Regions from separate parts of the Homo sapiens genome. Here region 1 is linked to region 2. The links are chromatin contacts, found by Hi-C or POLR2A ChIA-PET in ENCODE. All regions are on one chromosome and are shown on one strand. Each heading gives the region's core, a stretch centred on a gene start or an enhancer-like site at or near the end of the contact. The rest is flanking DNA. Distances are from core to core; before and after follow the strand shown.

Region 1 (2,700 bases), core at 103-2,602, 100 kb before region 2:
ATTTAAACGTCAATTCATTCTTTGCTCTCTGTTCACGTGGTGGACAAAAGACAGTGATCCCACAGTTTCCAAGTTTATATCTCCTTTCTTCAAAAGAGGCACTATTACATGAGGCTAAGAACAGGCTCCAGAGTCAGACAGAGGTGAGTTTAAATCCTAATTCTACCATCTACAGGCTGTGTGACACTGGGAAAGTCATTTAACCTCTTGGGCCTCAGTTTCCTCTTCAATAATAATACTGATTTCATAAGGTTCTTAAAAATTTAGTTGGAAAACACATATAAAGATCAATGTTCACCACATAAATCTTCAACAAATATTAATTATTTAATATTATGATTAAAGAGGCCATCCCTAAATGAGTGAGTCTTGATAACAAATCCAGATTTCAAAAAAGAGACTCTGATTGATCCAACTTGGGCCAAGTGCTTCCCTCTCCTCTATCAGTAACAGCCAGAGGGTAGAGTCACAGCTGAGAAAGATGGCTAGCACAGACATTCCTGTGGTAGAGACTCAGGAGCCTGTCTGCAACTGAACCCAGGAGAGAAGATACCAGAATCAGAGAGAAGAGGTGCGGAGTGAAAGTCAGGCCCCTAACCTGCTGAGGGGACAGCTGCCCGTGGATCCCAGGCCACAGAAGAAAAAACTTATTTGCGGCTTTTGGGCCTTAGCTAAAGAGACTCTCTCAGTTGATCTTTGGAACTTGTGCTACTGATTTTTAATTTAGTCAATATTGACTAGTTAACCTCCTGGACTTTGAAATCATTGTTTACTCTCTTTTCTATCACTTTAGCTTGTTTGGATTATTCTTTTATTCTCTCTGACCTTTAGTTTCAGATTTTCCTTTATCTTAGTTGTTCTTACCTCATGGTTTGCTTGCTGCCTTCTGCTTTTTTTTTTTTTTTTTTTTTTTTTTTTGGTGGCAGGGAGGGGTTGGGTTCATTTATGTAACCTAGTTTCTTGTATCATTTTATCTTTATTTAACTGTTCTTTTTTATTGTTTTATTGCTACTTTTAAACCTTTTTATTATCTACAATTTTTAGTTTTCTGAAATTCTACCAGTGAAAAGTGAAGAGGAAGGAGTTCAGCTGACAGGATGACCCCTTTGACCCCAAAAGACGGATCGGGGCTCATTTCCATTTCAACCATCCTGTAGGGGCCCCCAGACCCTGATGCTGATCTACAGAAATCTCACAGAAACTCTGCATAATTTAGTTTAGAAAGGTGTTTACAGATCCCCTCGGTTAAGGATTACACATCAGGCTGCTTCTCACCATACTTTGTTTCTGCTTTTCTAGGATAAAGTGCCTCCCTTCAGCAGATTGAGTAGGCGGTGAGTCCTATTCTGGAGAAAAAAGGTTTGTAGCTCTGCCAAAGAATCAGTGAAACAGGATGCAGCATTCCAGATGAAAGAGGCCTTCTCATCACTGTGGAGCTGCAGAGCTCAGCCCTAGGACCTTCTCTTCTCTGTCTTCATTCAGTTATTGATTTCTTAGGTACTATCCACATACTGATGACTCCCAAATCTATATTTTCAGAACACAACCTCTCTCCTGAACTCTATAGTGCTAACCTCCCACTTGACATCTCAATTTCAATGTTCAATAGGCATCTCAAACTTAGCATATCCAAAACTAAATTACTGATCTTTCCCCCTGCTGAACCAGCTCCTCCCAAAGTCTTTCCCATCTCAGATAATAGTAACATCATCTTTCTCTTACAGCCCATATCCAATCAGTCAACAAATTCTATTGGTTCTACTTCAAACCTTGATCACCTCTAACCTGGAATAGTGCAGTAGCTTACTTACTGGTCTCTCTGCTTATATCCCTGCCTCCTACAGTCTACTTATTATACAACAGCTGCAGTGATCCTTTAGAAATATTTATCAGACTGTATTATTCTGCTGAGAACTTTCAATGGTTCCTCATCAGCTGGTTTCCTCGTTCCTCCAACACAATCACGCTCCCTCTATAAAGCCTTTGTATTTGTTCTTCTCTCTTTCTGGAACGCTCTTCTATCAGATATTCACATAGCTTAATCTCTCACTTCTTCAGGTTCATGCTCAAATACCAGTTCATCATCCTGTACAAAATATTAATAGTACCCACTTCATCATTTTATCCCCTTCCTCACTTTATTTTTCTTTATAGTACTTATCACTATCTGCCATACTTGCTTATTATCAGTCTCCCCTAACTAAAATATTAGGTTGGTGCAAAGTAATTGCAGTTTTTCCCACTACTTTCCATGGCAAGAACCACAGTTACCTCTGCACCAACCTAATACAAGCTCCAATAGAAGAAAAGTTACTTTTTTCAATTTTTTTCTTGCTGTATCTCTAATGTCTGTGTCTGTAATGGCATTAGAAAATACTCAATAATTGTTTGAATACACTAAATAATTAAATAAGTGATTTTAATCCTGGTATTATAGTTCAAGCAGCATTTTTTTTTTTTTTTTTTGAGATGGAGTTTCACTCTTGTTGCCCAGGCTGGAGTGCAATGGCACAATCTTGGCTCAATGCAACCTCCGCCTCTTGGGTTCAAGTGATTCTCCCCACTCAGCCTCCTAAGTAGCTGGGACTACAGGCATGCGCCACCATACCTGGCTAATTTTTGTATTTTTAGTAGAGACGGGATTTCGCCATGTTGGTCAGGCTGGTCTTGAACTCCTGACCTCAGGTGATCCACCCACCT
Region 2 (2,700 bases), core at 171-2,670:
TTTAGTCACTCAGGACAGCACCTTGCATGAAGGGTGTTCTGGTGGCAGAGGGGCCTATGTTCCAGCAGCAGGTTTCAGCTAACCATCTAATCTAGATTGCTCCTGTTAAGTGGGGTGAACACAAGATTGCTGGGTTTGCCAGGTTCTCATAACCCATTCATAGAAGACAGAGGTGTTTGTACTATCTTTCCGGGCAGTATAATTATCCTGAATGCCATCCATTTCACCTATGAAAAAATACTTCTATTATCCCTTGATCTCAATTTAGATAGTATTTCCAAGTGATTAGGTTATAATAACTCTCCTAGAATGTAGACTATAGGAGCTTGGAAATGCCACTTCATCACTTTTTGAGATTGTACCTATTTAGGATACTTTATCAACCTGCCAGTAGGATGTAGAGTTTGTCACTAACTGACACACATACATATCATATCATCTATGAAGAAGTATTTCAAATAAATTACAGGCGGTAGAACATGAGTTTCTCAGCACCACAATACTTACATGCACAAAAATCTAATTGAGTACAGAGAAGGGAAGGATATACTCAGCCTGGGGTGTTAGGGAAGCTTCACAAAGTAGGTTATATTTGAATGGAGTCTTGAAGTTTACCAGGGAGAAAAGGGAGTTGGGCATAAAGGAATCCCAGGCTGAAAGAACAGCTTGTATAAAAGCAGGAAGACAAAAGACAATCATGTGTGATCATGCATGTAGTGTAAGAAATCCAGGGCAGCTGAAACATGAAATGAGCAAGGAGGTAAGGGGAAAAGTGAATGACAGAACATGAGGTTCTACAAACAGCAGATAGCTTGGACTGCCTTTGATTTCTTCCTTTCCTTTTCTTTCCATCATCACCATAGCATGAGATAGTGGAGAGAATGGAGTACTCTCAGTTAGAATTTGTCACTTCTTGGTCATCCAGACTTGGGAAAGTGATCTGCTGGTACTCATTCACTAAAATGTTGATTCACAGACCTAGCTAATCACTGAATCAAAATACAGTTTCCCAAGCCCCATCCCACACCTCCCAAATCAGGCTCTCTGGAGGTGGCTCCTGTAATCTGTTCTTTTTAAATTCCTAATTTGCGAATCGCTGTCTTAAGTGCAGGAATTCGCCTTTGTTAAAAATCCTGTAAGTGGTTGTTATTTCTTTTGGCCTATTTCTTCCAAGAAGAAAAAGGAGAGAGAAGCAACCTGAAGAGTCTGAAATAGTTAAAACATAAAATCTTTAAAATCCTTTGGCCAAGTTGTGGCATTTGTAGGGGGAGGGAAAGATTATCCAAAGGTAAAAGACTTTTCTCCCTTTGAAGCTATATTGGTGTGATGTGAATCAAACCATTCATGCAGAGAACAAAAGCACTTTTGACTTCAGCAGCCAGTTAAGATGGTAACTTAAATAAACAGGGAGGAAAAGAGATATGACAAAAGGTCAACTTAGTCATAGCTTCTTGAGCTTCAACTGAAGCAGTGCCCAAGGCTGAACAGCTGAATTGAGTTGGCAATTATTCACCCTTCCAGAGGTTCCCAACCTGAAGTCACCAGACCTGTGAAGCCAAGTCAGAGGGAGGTCAGGAAACTATTTTCAATATTTCAAAATTTCTACTGGATTGCTTCTCAAAGTGTTGTTCAAGGAACAGTGAGGTCTAAACCACCTGAATGATAAGGACAACACTTGTTAAAAAATGAAGATTCCCACCCCAACAGATCATATTTTAGATTATTGGGTGTGGAAACTGGATATCTGTATTTCTTTATTTTTTAAAATTATTTATTTATTTATTTATTTATTTTTTGAGACAGACTCTCACTCTGTCACCCAGGTTGGAGTACAGTGGTACCATCTCGGCTCACTGCAACCTCCATCTCCCAGGTTCAAGTGATTCCCCTACCTCAGCCTCCTGAGTAGCTGGGATGCACCACCACGCCTGGCTAATTTTTGTATTTTTAGTAGAGACGGGATTTTGCCATGTTGGCCAGGCTGGTCTCGAACTCCTGATCTCAAGTGATCTGCCCGCCTTAGCCTCCCAAAGTGCTGAGATTACAGGTGTGAGCCACCGTGCCTGGCCCAGATCTGTATTTCTTTTTAAACACTAGAAGATTATGAAAGAACTAGTTTGTGATAAGGCTAAGAAAAATATATCTAACTAGCACCCCAATTTCCTCTTCTTTGGCTGAAACTACCAAATCATTATGGAGATTCTTTCCTATGAAGGAGTAAAAGACATACTATACCCAAATATGCCATATTGATTATTTCAAGCTGAAAACACTGGAAAATTGTAGTTTCAAGAAAAGGCTGACCTGTCTTTTCCTGTCAGGTGCAAGCCATAAAGATTTCTTTGAGACAGGTGCCTTCCCACTACCAGGACAAAAGAATAGTTCTTAACATTGGAGCCAGACTTGGCACTGCAACAGGACTGAATTAATTAACTCTGCCACTAGCTTTACACTCCATGTATATACCTCCTAGTGACTCCTCTAGAATTTACTACCCCAGGCAGATTTCTTTGTCCTGTCATTTCTTCACAAATTTATTTTTGTCTAAAAATTATAAAAGCTTTGGCCATTTCTTGGGACTTCACACTCTGGTGGAGATGCCCCCACACTCAGGTAAAACATGCATGCTTTTCTCTTGCTAATTTGCCTCGTGTCAGTTTGGCTCCCAGACCCAGCCAAAGAGCCCATAGAAGAGTAAAG

What was found. A loop is a pair of places that touch in the nucleus more often than their neighbours do. ChIA-PET counts read pairs that join two places held with the same protein, here RNA polymerase II (POLR2A). Pooled maps may share reads with other maps.
Region 1: a map of HepG2 shows a loop between it and region 2 (7-fold over the local background). The contact joins two enhancer-like sites. A Hi-C loop is called at or near these places in 2 of 168 maps with a recorded cell type or tissue (HepG2 and PC-9) and 2 of 50 pooled maps. POLR2A ChIA-PET finds 5 or more read pairs at or near these places in 6 of 52 experiments (A549, Caco-2, HepG2 and 3 more).

What each region holds. Positions count from the first base shown.
Region 1 is chr12:75,665,764-75,668,463 of GRCh38, forward strand. All of the region lies in intron 6 of LOC105369844 (a long non-coding RNA gene), which reads right to left. Among named protein-coding and RNA genes, the nearest start is that of KRR1, 160 kb to the left of the region's middle. Within about 2 kb of position 1,353, at least 2 of the 41 ENCODE cell types and tissues checked have a DNase peak (open chromatin) inside an H3K27ac peak, as active enhancers do.
Region 2 is chr12:75,765,512-75,768,211 of GRCh38, forward strand. The region is part of intron 1 of LOC105369844 (a long non-coding RNA gene); the gene reads right to left. Among named protein-coding and RNA genes, the nearest start is that of KRR1, 260 kb to the left of the region's middle. Within about 2 kb of position 1,421, at least 4 of the 41 ENCODE cell types and tissues checked have a DNase peak (open chromatin) inside an H3K27ac peak, as active enhancers do.